4 separate regions of the Mus musculus genome follow, and regions 1, 3 and 4 are each linked to region 2. A link is a loop called in an ENCODE intact Hi-C map of the cell type or tissue named here. Cell type or tissue: left cerebral cortex. All regions are shown on one strand.

Evidence for each region. Peaks named below come from ENCODE experiments on the same cell type or tissue, not always from the same donor. Only the 100,000 strongest peaks of a DNase experiment are listed, where the experiment ranks them.
Region 1: a loop joins it to region 2, with 2.6 times the contacts of the local background. A loop is called at or near these places in 3 of 42 quality-filtered maps.
Region 3: a loop joins it to region 2, with 5 times the contacts of the local background. A loop is called at or near these places in 5 of 42 quality-filtered maps.
Region 4: a loop joins it to region 2, with 3 times the contacts of the local background. A loop is called at or near these places in 5 of 42 quality-filtered maps.

The regions. Positions count from the first base shown.
Region 1 is chr9:106,110,929-106,115,928 of GRCm38, reverse strand. No RefSeq gene overlaps it. Among named protein-coding and RNA genes, the nearest start is that of Col6a4, 17 kb to the right of the region's middle. In left cerebral cortex, a CTCF peak has its summit at 2,946 (motif pointing right); a DNase peak (open chromatin) is centred at 2,950.
Region 2 is chr9:106,036,719-106,041,718 of GRCm38, reverse strand. Col6a4 (collagen, type VI, alpha 4) reads left to right here. Exons shown (of 38, transcript NM_026763.2): 18 at 565-627; 19 at 1,082-1,147. Among named protein-coding and RNA genes, the nearest start is that of Col6a4, 57 kb to the left of the region's middle. In left cerebral cortex, a CTCF peak has its summit at 2,622 (motif pointing right); DNase peaks (open chromatin) are centred at 1,656, 2,259, 2,624 and 3,103; H3K27ac peaks cover 1,411 bases.
Region 3 is chr9:105,493,568-105,498,567 of GRCm38, reverse strand. The region is part of intron 1 of Atp2c1 (ATPase, Ca++-sequestering); the gene reads left to right. Gm40564 (a long non-coding RNA gene) reads right to left here and starts at 2,576. Exons shown (of 2, transcript XR_871130.1): 1 at 2,493-2,576; 2 at 1,370-1,924. In left cerebral cortex, CTCF peaks have their summits at 2,578 (motif pointing left), 3,375 and 3,893; DNase peaks (open chromatin) are centred at 2,591, 3,394 and 4,334; H3K4me3 peaks cover 2,822 bases; H3K27ac peaks cover 1,975 bases.
Region 4 is chr9:105,855,672-105,860,671 of GRCm38, reverse strand. It overlaps Col6a5 (collagen, type VI, alpha 5), which reads left to right. Exons shown (of 41, transcript NM_001167923.1): 41 at 3,335-4,602. The coding sequence ends at 3,354. Among named protein-coding and RNA genes, the nearest start is that of Col6a6, 30 kb to the right of the region's middle. In left cerebral cortex, a CTCF peak has its summit at 2,669; DNase peaks (open chromatin) are centred at 2,665, 3,391, 3,593 and 4,036.

The DNA.
Region 1 (5,000 bases), 74 kb before region 2:
TGCCTGACAGGGCTGAGTTTGCCTTTGCTCCTCCCGCTCTGGAATGGAAGTGTAGCTAATGATTCTTTTGAAATTGTAAATTGGCAATTTACAGTTGTATAAATTGTTGGGGCTCCAAGCGAGGGGAGGATGTATGGATAAAGTGAGCTAAGCTGGTTACATTGGACACCGCAGAAACTCTTTGTTCTGAGAACATTTGGGTCATTCCACAGTTTTGAAATGTATCTCTCTCTCCTCTCAACTGTTATTCAGTATGAGGCCTGGAAGAACTAAAAACAATAATCCCCTGGCCTGAGATCTGTGCCTTTTGACATCACCTCCAGGTTCCCCTCACTCTCCAGCCTCGGTAACCACCTCGCTACTCTCTGCTTCTTTGAGTTTGAATGCTTCAGACTCCTTGTCTAAGTGTCATTGTCTGGTTTATTTCAGTTAGCAAAATGTCTCCAGTCCCATACAAGTCATTTCAAATGCCAGAGTTATTTACTTGTCCTGCCTCTTCCTGCTCCCTCTGCCCCCTCCTCCTGCCCCTCCTGCCTCCTCTTCTTGCCCCTTCCTGCCCTCTCCTCCTGTCCCCTTCTGCTCCTTCTTCCTGCCCCCTTCTGCTCACTCCCCTTCCTTCTCTTTTCCCCTCCTCTCCTGCTCCATGACTCTCCCTCCTCCTCCTCTCTCCTCCTCCCCTCTCTTCTCACTTCACTCTCACCTCCTCCTGTAAAAATCTTAACATCTACTTATGCACGCGCACATGTGTGTGTGTCTGTGTGTGTGTATGGTGAGGAGCTCAGGGCACAGATTTAAAAAAAATTATTTATTATATGTAAGTATGCTGTAGCTGTCTTCAGACACTCCAGAAAAGAGCATCAGATCTCGTTCTGGGTGGTTGTGAGCCACCATGTGGTTGCTGGGATTTGAACTCAGGACCTTTGGAAGAGCAGTCGGTGCTCTTACCTGCTGAGCCATCTCACCAGCCCAGGCCACAGATTTTAAGAGTTCTACTTTTACAACTTGAGTCCTACGGATTGAACTCATCATGGCTTGGTGGCAATCACCTTTGCCAACCAAGTCAGCTTACCAGCTGTTTTCTTCTTAAAAACAATTTGTAAAATGTACTCATTTATTTAACACACACAAGTGTGTGTGACTGAGTGTGTACATGTGTACCACATGTGTGGAAGCTGCAGAGATAAGGAGTCTCCTGGAACTGTAGTTACCCAGGGTTGTGAGGCTTCAGTAGGTGCTGGGAGTTGAACCCGGGGCCTTTGCAAGAACAGCAATCACTCTGGTTGGGCAGGACTATCCTTTGATCTGAACTGTCATCATTTTCAGGAATTGTGCTGGGCCTGTTGCGATTGTCACAGCCGGACCTGTTGATTATTTACCATCCCGCTTAGAAGGGGGTTGTTGGGAGAGTCAAGGGACCCTCAGCTGAATATCCCACGCAGGTGTATGCAATTTCCCCTTAATTGCATTTGGTCTTGGGGGAAGGGCTAGAGTGGAGAACAGTGAGGGGACACTGGCATCCCTGCTGGATGCAGACCTTCTGGTGCGCCGTTTTAAGGTTATCCACATGCACGGCCATTATCCCACACCTTCCGCTATGTAAGTATGATTGATAAAGTCATTGGTACTTCTGGGTGAGCTTTGGTGGGATTTGGCCTTAGGAGGAGGGGTAGACATTTGTCTCTCTCAGGGAAGGAATTTTAGCAAAAGCTCCTAACTGCTGAGCCACCTCTCAGGCCTCAATGTCCTCCCTTTTAAGGCTGGAAGATATTCCATTGTGCATACATATAGTTTTGTTGTTGGTTTTGGACACAGGTCTGCACTATGTAACCTTTGCTGTCCTGTAACTTACTAGTTTATGGGCAAAGCTAGCCCTGACCTTAGGTAATTTTGTCTCTGCCTCTGGAGTATGAGACTACAGGCTTGTGCTGTCATGTGCCGTTTGGCTAACGATTCCTAAAATGTGACCTCCTGGGCCAGCAGCCTTAGTGGCACCTGGAGCCAGGATGGCAGTGCAGACTCCAAGGTCTCAGAGATCCTGGAAGTGGGGCCCTCTCATCTGTGCTCTAAGAAGGTCACAGGGCTCAGTGATAGAACACCTGCCTAGCACGTGTGAGGCTCTGGATTAAAACCAAGAATCAAAGATGAAACAAACACCCCTGACAGTTCTCCAGGTGACTCTGAGTCACGTAGGCTAGTGAGACTCTGGCAGAGAGCATGGGGGTGGGGGTGGGGCGCACATTTCATTGTTGTTGCATCCTTGGGACGTAGATGCTCAGGGAATATTTGTTGAATGAATGCTGATGTTTATGCAGTGCTTTTCAAGCTAGGATGAACTTTTAAACACTTTAAAAGCATATGCTTGGTTAATCCTTGTGCACTGTGCTGAGTTAGGTCCTAGGGCCATTTCATTTAAAAATTGGGGAACCATAGAGAGACTGGGTGACTAGCTGAAAGTCAAAGCTTAGTCCCCCTTCTGCCTGGTGGTGCAAGATTGGTAGATGACACACTCACATATTCCAAACTTCGGTAAAATGGGAAGGAGTCTGGAAAATTGGCACCAGACAGGGCTGTAGGCAGCTCATAGAGAATAGAAGCAGACATAACTGGTGCATAACACCACTTCCCCTGGGCTTTCAGAGGGAGCAAGATGCACAGATACATGTCTCAGCCTCTCCTTGCTGTTCGTTCTCTGAGGCATCCCGTCTGTTGCTCTGGGCTTGCTGTACTGTGGGGTGGAATGCATGGCAGCTGAAACCCATCTTGTCCTCCTCATAGTCCCAGAATCATCTCCCAGATAGAACACCCATCCCCAGCTTCTTGCGTATAAGGCTCTGCTCTAAGTGAGACACCCGTATTCTTCCAATTTGGAAAAGGAGGAAAGGGGATGTTGGGGGAGACATAGCTATTGCGGGAGGACACGTCTTCTGCTCTGCACAATGTGGCCAGCAGATGGCAGTGTGTCCACATCCTTGCAACTGCATCCAGCTGTCTGAATTCAGGTCCAAGCTCAAATCAGATAAAGAGAGCTTTCCTCTTGCTCCTGGGGAGGCTAGCTCTTCCATTCCAGCTTTTGAATGAGCTTTACCGAGAGGCAGATATCTTTTGTGCTCAGAAGCCCTGGCGAGAAGCTGGAATTTGCTCGAAATTTAGCCTTTATCTTTTGGACTCTGAAAAGGCCTGCTTAGAAAACTCTGCCAGTGGCCTGTGCTGGTTAGATCATAGAGATAGTGCAGCTGCTGAGTCCAATGGCCAGCTGACCTGTTCATCTGGTCAGTACCATCTCATCTACCAGTAAAAGGAAGAAGCAAACAGCTTTTAAAGAGCAAGGAAGACTTCCTTTTGAAAGGATCTTATGATTAGTTTTGACTGGCAGGGTTACCTGAATTTTAACGTTTTATTAATATCCTGGAGTGTAAGGTTTTGTTTTTTTTTGTTTTTTTTTTGGAGACAGGCTTCACATAGTACAGGCTGTCCTGAAACTTGCCATGTATCCCCATGTGGCTTTGAACTCATTATCATCTTCTTCTTCTTCTTCTTCTTCTTCTTCTTCTTCTTCTTCTTCTTCTTCTTCTTCTTCTTCTTCTTCTTCCTCTTCTTCTTCCTCTTCTTCTTCCTCTTCTTCCTCTTCTTCTTCTTCTTCTTCTTCTTCTTCTTCTTCTTCTTCTTCTTCTTCTTCTTCTTCTTCTTCCTCTTCTTCTTCCTCTTCTTCTTCCTCTTCTTCCTCTTCTTCTTCCTCTTCTTCTTCCTTCTTCCTCTTCTTCTTCCTCTTCTTCTTCCTCTTCTTCTTCCTCTTCTTCTTCCTCTTCTTCTTCCTCTTCTTCTTCCTCTTCTTCTTCCTCTTCTTCTTCCTCTTCTTCGTCCTCTTCTTCTTCCTCTTCTTCTTCCTCTTCTTCTTCCTCTTCTTCTTCCTCTTCTTCTTCCTCTTCTTCTTCCTCTTCTTCTTCCTCTTCTTCTTCCTCTTCTTCTTCCTTCTTCTTCTTCTTCTTCTTCCTTCTTCTTCTTCTTCTTCCTTCTTCTTCTTCTTCTTGAGACAGGGTTTCTCTGTATAGCCCTGGCTGTCCTGGAACTCACTTTGTAGACCAGGCTCGCCTTGAACTCAGAAATCCACCTGCCTCTGCCTCCCGAGTGCTGAGATTAAAAGCGTGTGCCACCACACCCGAATTGAACTCATGATCTTCTTGCTTCTGACTCTTGAGTGCTGAGATTATAGACATTCACAACCCTATTTGTCTATGGAATAGTGTTCTGTGCAATGTAGGAGGTTAAGAGAGAGTCAACTGCACAGAACATTTGTTAAGTAAGCTGGTCATTAAGATGGCTGAATGTAGACAAGTAGATGTTAGGGACTCAACTTCTTGCTAAAGAACAAAGTTAAAAATATAGTTCAGGGGCTGGCCAAAGATGGAGTTTCTGTGGCCAGCACCCACCTCGGCCAGCTCATAACCATGTGTACTCTGGCTCCAGGGGATCCCATGCTCTGGCCTTCAAGGGATTTGCGCTCATATGCACACACTCTGACAGATAATTAAAAAATAATGAAAGTAAATTTCAATTTGGCTTTTAAAAACAGATTTATTTATTTAAAACCTACTTGTGTAAGTGCTTGCCTGCATGTATGTATGTGCATGTATGTGTATATGGCTGGTGCTTGCAAAGCCCAGAAGAGGGCATCAGACACCCTGGGACTGAAGTTATAGGTGGTTGTGAGCTACCTTGTGGGTGCTGGGAACTGAGCCCAGGTCCTCTTGAAGAGCAGTTAGTGCTCTCTTAGCTCCATAAAAATAAAACTTAAAAAGCAAGCACGCAAACAAAAACACAGAAGACAAAACAGAAGAGAAATCTGTACCTCCAGTAGTCCCCCAGAACCAATAGGGTAGCATGGATACCAATTTACTTATGATGCTAAGAAGTTTTATCTTTTGTAAACCAAAGGATGTTAAGTTGTATGCTGAGTGGTTTTAGGTCTGAGACAATGAATGGTAAGCCAGTCAAGATAATGG
Region 2 (5,000 bases):
TTGGACAGAATCTAGGAAGAAGTGCAATAAGCCAGATACTCCGTGCCCAACTCTTTATTGAACATTTTAATAAGATCATGCCTTACGCTCCTAAATGCTGCAGTATGTATCAGCAATCATGCCTCGCCTCTCCGCCTGTGAACTCTGCTAACCCTATCAAGATGCATGGTGGATAAAGTTGACTGCCCCCACGTGACCCCACTCCTGCTTCCCCCCTCCCATGTGATTCTTTATAGAGCATCAGGGAGGGGTGAAAAGACCAAGGCCTGAGACAGTGAGGAGGCCTGGGTCCTACTGTGTGCAGCAGAATTAGTTCCTGAGATCCTACTGTGTGCAGAAGAATTAATCAGTTCCTGAGATGTGAGAGTCAAGTGGGATGATACTCCGGCAGGGTCCGGCAGAGGGAGACTGCAGAAACAATACCATAATGTGACTGTGAATGTTTTAAGCTTCAAGGACTCCCCTTAAATCCTAGCTCCCCATCCCCCTTTTATACTTTCCTTTTAAGCATCGAGTGATTTTATGATGTGATTCATTTTTCATTTTTTTCCTTTGTAATTTAAGGGCTTGACAGGTCTGCCTGGACCAGCTGGACCTCGTGGGGAGCCTGGGCTGAGGGGAGATCCGGTGAGTGATGGCTGTGGGTTTTCTTCTGCTTTTGTTCCTTATTCCTAAGAGCCGTGCAGAGGCTAAGAATGGCCTGTTCAGTCTGTCTTTACTGCGTCGAAATGAGCTAGAGATCTGAGGGTAAAAGCATCTTACACATCTGGGTGTGGAAAGAGCTGGGACTTTAATTGGGCTGGACCTCTGGGATTATTGAGCGAACAAGTCTGGGCAATGGAAAGGGTCCTCCTTGATCCCCCTCCTCCCTGCCCCGCCCCGCCCCCTCCTCCCTTCTCACCTGGTGCTACAAATAGAACCCTGAGCCTTGCACATGCTATGTGGTTATTCTGCCTCTAAGCCAGCGCTCCAGCCCTTCCTCCTTCCCCTTAAAACCATTCTTCCTTTTGTCTCTACCTTTTCCTTTCTTTTTCTTTTCGCTTGCTGTCCATTTGAGGAAGGCCACCTTTTGTTTTCTCAGGGGGATCCTGGAATTGATAATCTCATCCAAGGCCCCAAGGGAGAAAAGGGAAGGCGTGGACATCAGGTAAGATGGTTGGAGGTTCATGTAGGGATGCCAGACAGGCTCTTTCAGAACACATGGATACTTTGCTGAATCCCCATTGGCTGAATCCCCACTGGCTGAATCCCCATTGGCCGAATCCCCATAGGAGGTGGGGCAAAGCCACAGGGTTCCCATCTTCCATGGACTCAGGAGCCCTGAATGCCAACCTCCCCTTACTGCCTAATCCTTGAGTTCTTGTCTTTACCATTTCTTTTTCCTACACAAGTTCCCACCCCCTTGTTACTGCATGCTAGTAATGGTTTTAAAGTGACCTTAAGCCTATTCAGTCTTTAGGTTCTTGCCTAAAATGAAAGCCTCAACTCAGGGAGGTCTCGACTCTTCTCTGCTGTGAGTTTCCTGGCATGCTGTGCTGATCTCAAAGTCATTATGCAGCTGGCTCGCTTTCCATCATAGCCGGAGCTGACTGGTGCAAATTGGGTGGTAGACAGTTGTAAAGATGAGATGTCTGTCTAGTTCTGAAGACTGGAGCCACCACAGTGGAAGACATTAGAGAGAGCAAAGAGACTTGTCAGCTTGACGGATGCTAATGTCTCCGAAGCCAGTTTTAGATTTTCATGTCTCAGACATTAAAATGCACGATTCTGAAACATGCCTAAGATAATGAGTGTCCCAGTCCTCATATCTCATGGTTCCCAATTTCTGGGCATGCGATCTGGATAGCAAATATCTGCAACTGGAGGGGAACCTTGACTTTGAATTCCTATTTTGGATCCTTTGATAAAACCACAGGGCTTAGATTGTGGCTAGCTAGAATCCATGTTATGTATATCCAGGTCCTGAGTGGAATTCAGCTTGGGACAAGGTCATTTCTATGTCACTGTGTGGGAAAGCGGTTTCACCCAGTCATTAGTTATGGTTGTATTATACAAATAGCATTGGGTTGTTTCCCCTCAGTAGGTTAAGGTCAGAGAGCCATGTGAATGGCTGCTCCCTGGGACTGAGCTAAGCACACATAGCGGAATCCACCCTTAGCAGCTCCTAGGCCTCAGGATCCTCATTTGGAAGATGGGTAGATGAACCATCTGGTTTCTGTGAGTCATTGGTTGTCATGGTAAGAAATGTCATGAAGACAGCAGAGCCATAGAATGCTCATGGCTTGCTGCTAGAAAGGAATCCAGGCTTCTGAACACACTGTTCAGTGTGGTGGCCATCACAGCACCACAACTGTAGTGAGAGCCTCAGGGCCACAGCTTCCAAAGGCCTCCATCCTTGACTTTAGCCTGTTAGCCTTGACTCCATTCTTGTGTGTGGAACAGAAATTGTAACTGTTTCAGATTGTGCCCTGTATGATTGAATTTTGTGTCTCTTGTGGTTTCTTTTCTTATGCTGGGCTCAAAGAAGGGTGTTAGTGAATATCCTTTGAATAGACTTAGATGATAGTAAATTACTCCTTTACATAAGCCATGCTTGATTAGATTCTGCCAGCGATTAGAAGATAGACCGCTAGGGGGCAGTATTTCCTTGCTATTATTTCCGAGAGGCCCTGGGATCAGTGTCACAGTTAAGTCTGGAAAATTCCTCCGAAATAGTGTTTCCAACAAAGCAGAGAAATTGTATTACATACCTAGTGTGGGAAGGAGTGGAGAACCAATTGTGCAGGTCAGGAGTGGAAAAGCAATCTCAGACACACACACACACACACACACACACACACACACACACACACACAGAGAGAGAGAGAGAGAGAGAGAGAGAGAGAGTGAGAGAGAGAGAGAGAGAGAGAGAGAGAGATAAGAGAGACAGAGAGAAATTCCAATGCCTGTGAGTTGATATCTTCCTTAAAGCTGATCAGGGGACAATAGAAAGACTTAGCTCCAATTATTATTATTGTAGTGATTTTAAAAATAACTAAAAATTAGACTGGGACTGCGGCTCAGTTGGTAGAGTACTTGTCTAGCAATGTACAAACCCCACCATGTATAAGCTGGGCATGGTGGTACACATCTGTAAGGCCAGCACTTGGGAGGTAAAAGGCTGGAGGACTGGAAGCTGAAACTCACCCTTGGCCCCATAGTGAGTTCTAGGTCACTCAGGCTGTATACATGAGACCCTGTCTCAGAAAAGGTCAGAGATGAAATAGTCAGCATTTAATAATCAAAGATGACTCTTATACACGCTTGCTTTCACATGGTGTAGTCGTGTTGGGCAGTGAAACATAACAAGGAGAACTATTTCTGTTGGTGGTTTGATAGTCTTACTATGTAGCCCAGGCTAGCCTCAACTCATTGCCTATCTTCCTGCACCGGTCTTCTAAGTTCTGGAATTACAGGCATGAGCCACCATGCTTGGTTTTCTACATATTTTCCACCCCCCTCCTTTTCCCATCCCCACCCTTTTCTTTCTGCTGGGAATTAAAACTGGGAGCTTTTGATGTCAGGCAAGTACTCCACCCGTGAGCTAGGCCATCAGTCGGAACACTGTTTCTTTATATGGAAAACATCCCTGTCGCAGTGGTAAGTGGAAAGCTCAGGTTTGCATGAGTGTATTCCACCTGAGACTGAATTTGTATGGAAAAAAACTCCCTTTCTATAACACAGAACATATGCATTGCTTTCCCTTGCCTTCTGAGTTACTGACATGGCTCATGAAAGATTCACAGTGCTTCTTATTTTGCAAAATTCTAGATCTACAGGGAAAAAAATATAGTTATAGGAATGAATTGTAACCATCACCATATCTGCTTTCGGTCCATCTGTGTGAGTGAGTGTGCACATGTGTATGGGCGTGTGTATGGGCGTGTGTATGGGCGTGTGTATGGGCATGTGTCTGTGTGTTTGAGCATGTGTTTTCCTGAGCCACTTGAAGATTAATCAAGGGCATTAAAACACATAACCATGCATATCCAACAGGCATAGAAAAAAAGGAAATCACTCTATATGGACATGGTGGAGACGTCACGCTGAAGAAACATAGTGTTTATACAATATTGCTTTCTTTTTTAAAGTTTTAAAAGTTGAAATAGAATTATATCACTTCCCCCATCCCTACCCCCTCAAAGCCCTCCCACTCTTAAGTGTCTTTATTTGTTACATACATATACATGTATGTGTCTGTACTATATATATACATATGTGTATATATATATATACACACAGACACATAACCCGATGATTCCATTTCTGTTGCTTGTGCCACATATAAATAATATTATTTCCTAACATCCAGCCCGTGTTCAGGTTCCTACTTCCCCATGTCTTAGGGAACCTGTCTTTGGACTACTGTAACAGAACACAGCTGACAGGTTGTATTATACAACATTTATTTTTCACAGCTCTGGAGTCTTGGAAGTCAGAGACCAAGGCACCGGAAGACTTGGTGTGTGACGAGGGCCCAGTCTTGGCTTCCTGCTTTGTCTTCCTGGCTGTCACCTCACAGGGGGAGAGAGGGCTGGGGCACATGCACCGATTCCATCCTTATGGCCCTGATCATGTCCCACAGGCTGTGTGCCTGATCCCTGCACGTTGGGGATTAAATGTCAACGTGCTCGTTCTAGGGGAAGCACATTGGTGGTCAGCTTTCACGGTGCCAGCAGGCCCTGTGCTGACTGCTGGCGAGAAGGCCATCGGTGCTGTTATAGCGCTGACCCTGAATTCTGCATACCGGCTTGCCAATAAGATGTGTTCAGTGGCTCAAGACTGACCTGAAGTGCAGTATTAGAATGGTCACTCTGCCACTCCTGAATTGTTCTTTAGGCCTGTCTCTGTTGTTGCTGTCATCAGAGCATCTTGCCTTTTTAGTTTTCTTTAGTTACAGCAGTCACCCCATTGCTTGTTTTTTTTTTATATATGACATTGAGATTGCTTGTTTTTTTATA
Region 3 (5,000 bases), 540 kb after region 2:
CCTGACAATTCACACGCCCTTTATTGTATAAGAAATATTCTGTTGTATAGTTGGAGTAGGTTACCTTACAAAAAGTGTTGTGTCTTTCTTTTAGAAAAATGTTCAGTTTTTAGAGTCTGGGAAGATAGCTGTCAGTAATATGCTTGTCTTGAAGGTAAGAAAATGTACTGAATTCCATCTTCAACTGAGCATGGTGGCATGTGTCTGTAATTCCATCTCTGGGGAGGCAGAGATGGGAGGATCCCTAGGGCTTGCTGCCCAGTCAATCTAGACTATCTGTGTGCCCCAGGCCAATTATAGACCTGGCTCAAAGGAGATGAAGGGTATTCTAAAGATGTACTCAAGGCTGTCTTCTATGCTTACACACACACACATACACACACACACACACGCTCACGAACATACATACATATGCATAAACGTGCTCAGTTTTTTTTTTCTTTTAAACCAACTATATGGGATGGTGAACTTCAGGGCATATATCTTTGTTTGCTGACTTTTCCTAACAATTTTGATCCTTTAGTTCAGATGATGCTAAAGGGTTAAAAGAAGACAGTAACTAGGGGAAGATTTAAAAGTAGCTCTTCTAGTTTTATTTTAAAATACACACTCCTTTATCATCTGTATTTAAATAGTTGGACAAGGCTAATTTATATCAAGTATTTGATCTTCATATACTTTTAAATGTTCAAGTTTTATTATAATATAAAAGCAGGGTAGCTCATATCCTCTTAGAACCAAGCACAGTATGAATAACATTGGAGCATCATGACCGTGCTTCCCCACGCTTCCCCCAGGAAAAGGAGCCTCGAACCTTCTCAGTCATGTGACCACTCTTCTTTTCTCATCTCCTCACCCCCACTTTCTCAGTGGTGCTCAAGTTTGAATCATCTAAGGATTCCATTCCCACCACTGAGAAACACTCTCAGCTCCTGTAAACCACATTTTGCTCTAGATGCATTTAATTTTGTAGGTTAAATATTCAACACAAAAGGAATAAGAGCCAAACTTTAGGGGAGGGTTATTTTAAAGGGGAACTTTCGGGGTTGGTCACAAGGACACTTGGCTATATTGTCTCTCATGGCCACCAGTCTCACTGTAGCTAGTCTTAATGTTTCTTCACATATTAAGGGTTCCACCTCGGCAATGCTTCTGCTTTATTATTATCTTCACGCGCCCTTTCTGTCCCTTCCGACAGTTTTACTGTGTAAGAGGAAAGAAGGAATCCTTCTGCATGTTCGTGCATTTTGCATTTACAGTTCACTATATTTTAGTCCCTCCCTCTGTCACACACCGAGGTGGGAATGGTACACAGCCCCTCACAGAAGGATCCAGCATGCACAGAAAAAGAGGAGAGCATGCTGCTCTGGCTTTAACAGTATTGATTAAAGCTTTAATATATAAATTATATGCAGATACATAATAAATGCTAACTTTTGATCACAGGAAATAGAAGTCAATGTTGCTGATCTCGGCTAGTGTGGGGCCGTGATCAGATCTGGTACAGAATAGAAAAACCATCTTAAGCAACACGCGCATCGTTTCAGCTAATTGGTCCAATAACTAACAATACAGATGTCCTAGTTTTCTTTTCTTTTGCTGTCCCAAGACATCAGAAGCAGCTAGGGAAGGAAAGGCTTATACTTTCCATCGCTGAAGCAATCCAAAGTGGGAACCTGGAGGCAGAAACTGAAGCGGAGCCCATGGAGGAGCACTGCTTCCTGGCTTGCTTCTCACGGGTCCCTCAGTTTGCCATCTTACCTAACCCAGGACCACCTGTCCATGGATAGCCCTGTCCACAGTGATCCCGGCACTCCCGCATCAATCACTTGAGAAAATTCTCCACAGACTTGACTGTAGGTAGGTCTATGTGATGGAGACATTTTCTCAGTTGAGCCTTCCATTTTACCAGATGACACTAGCCCTGTTAAGGTGATAAAAGAAACCCCAGCACAACAATAAAATTACGTTTTCCAGAAGTCTACATATGAATTCTAAGTGCTTATATAATGTGATCTACCTTGTAAACTTTGTGTTTTAAATTGTGCTTGTTGTAACATTAATATTCTGTTAAGTAATAACTACTACAAACTAATTTTAAAACTGAGCACGAGACAGCAATTTTATTATAGAAGCCACAAGCTTATGCCACGGGGCATATAAAACATCATTATACATACCAAAGTGGAGATGAATTATAGATTTCTACACTAGCCTGGCCTGGAAATTGCGGCCATCCTCTGCTTCTGTTTCCCATGAGTGGCATGAACTACTATGCCTGGCAAAAGCTCATTTTTCAAAATAGAAGACGTGTGTATGTCAACCCAGAAGCTGTCCAGAAATTTTGATCCTAAACAAGCTTAACAGGCACCCAACACAGGAAGGCAGGCAACTCGGTCCATTATGTAGAACGTGTGTTTGAAAGCATGTTATAGGACCCAATATAAAAGAGCAATTTTGTTACGGTTATTTGGTCACGGAGGAAAAAATACCTGTAGAGGCTTTTTCTTTGGAGCAGAAGGGGAGGGAGGGGGTCTTCAGAGGATGCTCCGTAACTGGCCATAGGTGTAGTTCTGCCCTCTAGTGGATATAGGTGGGAGAGTGGTTCAATGGCTTCCTGTGCTTTAAAGAGTAGCAACTATTCATTAGAAGTCTAGGGGTTTGTGTGAGGTGCTAAGTGAAAGGCTGACTTGGAAAATGATAGCAGCGGCCAAGGTAATATGGGTTTTTCGGCTTCGATGGCAGGGCGACTTGATTTCTAGATTCTATCCCAGCTATTCTGGTTGCATTCACGCAATGAAAAAAGGTCAGGGTTCCTTCCTCGAGCTGTCACTCTGAACCTTGCCCTTTCATGACACATGGGGCTTCGGAGCACACCCCTGAGCAGGAAAGAATTTTGGAAACTGGTCCCATGATGACCAGTCCTCCCAAGACCAGAGAAGCAGCCAGAGCTCGTGTTTACAAGTGAGGGTACGACGCGTGGGAGGCCGCTGACAGGAACATCAGCTTCTCTCTGTGTCGTCCGGGGAGATTGTGACGGCCGTGAGACCGGAGAGACTTCCAGAGCTGTGCAGAGAGCGCCCAGGCGACTCTGTGACCCGGCAATGGCTGTGCCTGTCTCTGCCTCGTACCCGCGGCCGCCTCGACAGAATGTGTGGCTGGATACGGGGATGGGTGTCCTTCCGCCCCTTGCGCCGCCGGGTGTGTAGAAAGCGGGCAGTCGCTATCCCGAGAGCCCTGGAGGAGCCGTGGGCCCCGCGCGCTCTCCTACAAACCCTCTGCATCCCCAGGACCACGTCCATTAGGGCTCGCAGGCTCGGCCTCACTGCACTTCCGCTCACCCGCGCCGAGAGCTGGAGTGCGCCTGCGCGCGCGCCTCTCCGGGCGGAAGTGGTAGCGACAAAGCTCGGTGGGCGGCGGGCTGGGCAGTGCAGGGAGCGCCGGGCGGCGGGGAGGGGCGGAGCGGAGCGCAGGAGGCGGAGGCGGGAGCAGAGCTGCTCGGCCGTGCGCGGAGACGCGCGGAGCCGGCGGGCCGAGCTTGACGGGCCCTTCGCCGCTCCTCCTCTCCCCTCCCTGCCGCCGTCCTGCTCCTTCTCCTCGGGACGTGTGGCGCCGCTGTGCTGCCAGCAGCTCCGGGTCGCCCGAGGCGCGTGGGGCGCCCCCGCAGCCCCGCGAGTGAGTCCTCGCAGCCTGGAGGGAAGGGGAGGACGTCTGGGGTGTCGGGGAGGACTCGGGTGTCTACTCCTGCCCCTATTTCCAGAAACTTCCAGGTCCAGAGGGAAGGGGGCGTCCAGGGAGGGGGGGAACGTCTCTTGCCCGTAGGGCGCCTCTCGGGCGCCGCCCGGCTGGCGTGTGTGTCGCAGGCGCTGCGGGCGGCGCAGGGGGTGGGCTAGGGTGGTGGCGGCTGGGCGAGGGTCGCCCTGCTCCTCTCCCCTCTCCTCAGCTCCGCTTCTCCTGGTTTCTCTTGCAGATGCTGCTGCTAGGGGTGGTGGGAGCAGCCGTGGGACGCGTGGCCGGGAGCGGGGGTGACAGCCTGGGATTCCGGGGTCTTCTCTTCCTTGTCCTCCTCTCCTCTCTATTCCCAGTGTGGCCGTGGCTGACACTAAAGACTTTGTAGCCATCAACCAGAGTGCAGTTTCGATGGAAAATGAAGGTAAAGGCCCCTGGCAGATGGGTTTGTAATACAAGAGTTGAGGGTGTGGTTTGCTTTTTAAGTTGTCTGTCTTTTCCCACCTTTTTATTTTCCTCATTTTATGTAATTGTTTTTTTTTTCTGCCCTTTGCATGTGAAATGTCTGAGGATTTGGTTCCCTAAGGGCATGTAGCTTTTATTTTGGTAATGTGGGCATTGCCGGGTTCTGCGGGTGACAGCTTGAGTCTGCTTTCCTGGGAAATTGTTATTTTCTTGAGCATAGGGAATGGAACGGAAGTTTTCATTTGAGATAGCATCTGTGCACATCCTTATAGCTCTTTGAAAGGAATCTGTGGATGTGAAGTGGAAAGGGGAAGAGAAAGCAGTGGGTCGAATCTCTGTATATTTGCATAGCAAGCTTTGTTAGAGTGTGTGACGGAATTAAAAAGATTTTTAAAATAAATTCTAGCTTTGGCAAAAAGCATTTTTGAACTCAGATTAAGGAAAAAAAAAAAACAAAACACAAAAAAAGCCAAAAACAAAAAACCCTAACACTGGAGTTTAATGAAATTTTCTGAGAGTTTCCTGTCTTAAAGTCCCGCCCTATTTCAAAACATCTTTGGGAGGTTGACAGTGGAACCTGTTTGTCCCCATTACACATTGTGTTTGGATGCATTTGTCTGTCACGTTACTGGACCACTTTGGCCTCATTCAAATACTGCTTCTCATTTATAGCACTTGGATTTTAAAAAGTATTGAATAACTGAATAAATGATATTTCTTCCCTCTTGAACTAACCATGTTTATTGTTTATGCTGACTTCTGGCTTATGTGTAATATTCTTTCTTTTTTCCCCCCCTCCTTTTTTG
Region 4 (5,000 bases), 180 kb after region 2:
TATTCATACATACTAGAATGCATATAGCAGCACTATTTGTAGTAGCTTCTAATTGAGAACAAAACCACACCCTAGACACATGAAATCTCTGTTTGAGGGTGAGACGTAGAGTTAGTATGATTCACAAAGCTCCCTTCGTGGTTCAGGTATGTGTCCAAGTTTGGAAAACACTGCCTGAACCCTGCCTAGATCATTCCTGCTGCATGTCTCAGGGAAGTCTACTGTTGAAAATCATCAAATTGGTACAATCTAACCCCAGCAACATCAGCACCATCTAGCACTCACTGGATATGCAGATTCTCAGATCCCACCATAGACCGGCTGAACTAAAGCTGTCGCTGAGAACATGTGAGGGAGTCTCATACAGGCTGATGCTTGAAAACCACCGGCCTACTGTTGTAGATCCTGAGTGCACATCAGAGTTTTTAAATAAGAGTCCTTCAACTAGATATTACGATGTAGAAGATCCCATGCTCCTGGGAAAACAGCAACAAGTCGTCTGGGTTTGCGGGAGATTTCGTTGTCTTTCATGAGTTGGTAGGCACTGAGTCTGAGAGAGCAGCTATCGTCAAATCAGTCCAACCACAGACACTGTCTGAGGAGCTAGCTTAGAGAGGTAGGGTTTTGTGCCCACTTAGGAAATAGTACTTGAATGTTTCTTCAGTCACTGAGCATCTGACGTTGGGCATGCCACTCTGCCTCTCTGAACCTCCATTTCCTTGACTGCAAAGTAAAGACAGTAACAGAGCTTATGTCAGAGCCTAAGGTGAACAATGCATGTATGTGATGTGCTTCAAACGGCATGTGGCCTAGGCTGAAACTTCAGTGAGTGCTAGCTTTCTGCAGCTGTGATGAGTGACAGAGCTGATGGATGCTTGTGTGGACAGCTCACCAGACTGGGCAGGAGGAGTCCCTGATTGTTAACCTAGCGTACAATCCCTAAAGCTCTCCCAGCTGCTGTGGTCTTCCACCACTGCTAATGAGGAGCTTGGTTAAAGTGGGTATTTTCCCTTCTGGGGTACATACATCGTCTCTAGTGGACACATAGAGACTTGCCAGAATGTGGTCGTCTAAGGAGCTAGTCCTAAAGAACATGTTTTATGTGTGAGGAATCTCGGAGGCCTTCTTCCATCTCTTACAAATGCCCTGCTCCTTCCCCAGGCCCCCCATGAGTGTGGCAGGTCTCTTAGCCATCCTGCATCTGATTAAGGTGCTGTGGCCCAGATATAAAATCTTCCTAAGATGCTTTGGAGACTGGGTGGAAATGGTCAGACCAGAGTTAGAAATACTACACAAATTATCCATATAATTAATACATTTCCAATACAATGTTTACTTTTCCCTGCTAAAATGAGCAAAGTTTACACATATAGGCATTTGTGGTAAATTCTAGTAATATCCCATCTTGATAAAAATTTGATACCTAGACTTATGACATAGGAAATTAAAACACACACACACACAGAGAGAGAGAGAGAGAGAGAGAGAGAGAGAGAGAGAGATCTCCAACAGGAAGGTATGATTGGGCAAATAATTTAAAGTTTAAAGCATTTGAATCGTTTACAGTTGGAATGAAATCCTATACTAGAAGAGGGATGGAGGTAGAAGTTTAAGGAGAGAAATGAACACTATAAGTTATCTGACGTAAACATATTTTATACAATGGACAGCTGATATCAACCACTATGGAATTTAGATTTTGTTGGATAAGCTAAAAGAGAAACATGGCCATCAATGGTAGAGTCTGTTTGTAGTTTAAGCCCTCTGGAGGTCAAGGCAGGATGATCAGGAGTTCATGGCCAGTCTGGGCTACATGATACCCTGTCTGATAAAAGAAATATGGAAGTGTCATTGAAAAACATGTTAAACTTTGTTATTGTTGTATGTCTGAGTGTGTATGAGGTGTATGCATATGAGTGTATTATGTGGGGTGGGGAGGTAGAGGTCAGAGGACCCAGGTTTTTCTCTCTCTTTGCCTTGTTTGGAGGAGGAGGGGGAAGGAGGAGGGGAAGGAGGAGGAGGAAGAGGAGGAGGAGGAAGAGGAGGATGAGGGAGAGGAGGAAGAAGATGAGAAAGAGGATGAAGAGGAGGATGAAGAGGAAGAGCAGGAAGAGGAGGAAGAAGAGAAAGAGGAGGAGGAGGAGGAGGAAGAGGAGGAGTAGTGGTACATACTCCAGGTTGGCTTTGCCTGCAAGCTTCTGGGATATTCTCCTGTCTCTGCTTCCCACTTCACCGTAGGAATGCTGGGATTCTAAACGCATGCTTCCACACGGGGCTTTCACACATGGATTCCAGGGATTGACCTCAAGTCAAGAGGGCTTGGCTTTTCCCTTCTGAGTCATCTCTCTGGCCCCCACGGAAGCTTTATTTTTAAATGTCAGCTTTTACAGGATGTTGCAGTTACATACTTTTAGTGCCTTTTAAATTGTTAAAAAAATTTAGGATTAGAATTTTAGAAACTTTCCAAGATGCAGGGCAAAAGGACATGACCTCTCCCATGGAGACAGGTACTTAGCTAACTTCCCCTGAGGTGCTCCCTGAGTTGACAACCTATGTTCATGAGATCCATTCGTGGAGTAGTCACAGGAGAGTCCATCACTCGATGGAGGAAGCATCCTAGGGAAGAAGACACCAAATGAAGTGCTATCCCAGTAATGTCCCATAGAGGGCAGCCAAAGCCTGGGTCTGGCCCGGAGTTAGGCTTTTCTAAGTTAGGAGGCAGAACTATCCTGAACAGAGGCTGGAGGTTGGGTCTTCCTCCCTCCCAGATCGCTGATGGATGGACCCAGAGCTGCTATAGGGCAAGGCCATTCATCGCAAGGGCTCATTGAGCCACTCAATTGCGCAACAGCACCCTCTGAGGGATAGATAGTAGGTGCTGGTATTAGCAACCAAAAACTTACATGGCGGAGGTCAGGAGCAGGTGGATGGGGATAGGGGAGGAGTGTTGTCCTGTAAATGAATTCCATGAAGAGGCCACAGGAATTCTGAGCAGAGCCAGACGTTGCAAACAGTCATTACCCCCCTTCAAATGATTATATAATAATTCTATCTGCTAAAGCCACTAAGCAGGGAATTTCAAATCATGGGTAGATCAGAGAGACTTGTGTCTGCAGTCCTTTGCATTATACAGTTTTACCAGTGGTCACGTTTTTTTCTCCATGGACCTAGATGACTCTAGGTTGGACTTTTAGTTTGACTGTTGAAGATAGCAAGGATTATCGTTGTTTCTTGTGTTTGTTTCATACCTGGCACCTACAGGAGTAGGCTCAGGAGGAAATACTGTTATCCAATATCATGACGCTAAGAGCAGGGTGTCTTTCATGCTTTACAGATGGCGAAGATGCAAGATGAGCTTTCAGGAGAGAAGAGTGCTCGCTGGCAGATGGGACTCCCCTGCGGCAGTAGTTCCAGCCAGAAAATGCCAATCATTTATTAGAAGGGTCGGGGCAGGAACTAGAACTAAATTTGCTTCTCAGTCCCAAACCTGAGGGAGAGACTCTTCAGGATAGAGACATCAAGGAACAGACCTTCAAAACTAGGACCGGGTTTCATCTCTCAGGAGGAATGGGACCACTGAGCAAGAAGAGGCAACAGCCTTCCCCGTGACAGCTTGGTTCACTCGCTTTGATCACTTTGGTGAGTGCCTGCCAAAAGAAGATGTTTGTCATGATCGCCATCACATCTACATCTCAAATTAGACCCTTGAGTAAAAACAGTTTGTAATTGGAATGTCCCAATTGTCTTTTTTTTTTCTTCCCATTTATACAACCCTAAACTCTGTGTCGCTGGTTCCCATAGGACCCTGAGATTACATTTAGCACCCGTTACCTATAGTCAGTGGGTTTTCTTTACCAGGACATTTATAGAGTAACAAATTCATAACAAAGAAAGGGGAGGAGAAGCTGCCTTGTGAGCTACCCGCTCGTGCTGGGAACACTTGTTTTCTATTTTAGTGTGCTTTGCATTGTGTGGACTTGAGTTTTGCTGCCAAAGAAATCATGCCAACATGTGAACCTGGAAACAGAGCTATTCTCAAACAGTGTATCAAAACAGACTCTAAAACAGAAAAAGAACAAGACAATAACAACAACCCCAAGTCTGACCCAGAAACTTATTCTGTGCATTCTTATTAACTGTAGTCTCACTCAGCCCAGGAAAGCACATTAAACCTACTTAGGAAACACACATACAGGACAAGACAAAGCAGTAGTGAATTTGTTATACACTCGGTCAGTTTAACATGGAGTATGCAGGCAGTGGAGTACTGTTTAGGCATAAAGAAGAGTAAAGTCATGTGACTTGTGGGAAGATGGACAGAACCGTAGGCGTTCGTGTTGATTGACATAAGCCGGCTTCATATGTCTTCTCCCATACGTGGAATTCCAGGACTGGGGGATTAAGAGGATGAGAAAGTAAAGCAGATTTGGAGGGGAGAGGGGAATAAAAGGAGACTCAGAGGAGGTGAATGTTATCAGAGTGTTTTACATGCTGTCTGGAAATGGCATAATGAAACCCATTATTTTGTACAATTATTATATTCTAATAAAATCACTTGATTTGGTTAAGGCAACAAGTAGTTGCCAAACCAATGAGCATGTGAAAATGACTATGCTGGTGGGATAACACACGGACAATTTCATATGTGTTCCACATAGTTTTCCTTACTGTGACCGTTGTCTTTTATATAATTGAAAAATAACACAGTCGGTTAATTTTAAGTAGCCAGTTATTGCTTTGGAAATTTCTAAAACAAAGCCTATTTAATAGTTTTGTTTTTCTCTAAGAACTTTTGTCAGTGTGTCTTAATGGAAGCATGAAGGCCACAGCAGACCCTTAAATCTGATAGCGATAATGGTGTCCAAGAATGTGAACCAATAGACACCACACCGCTGGTGGAAGATTGTTACAACTCGGGGCAACACTGAAGCAATATCTGTCCCGTATCTAACCATATCCTTCAGCTCCATCAATAGGTGGATATATTAAGCTTTCACACA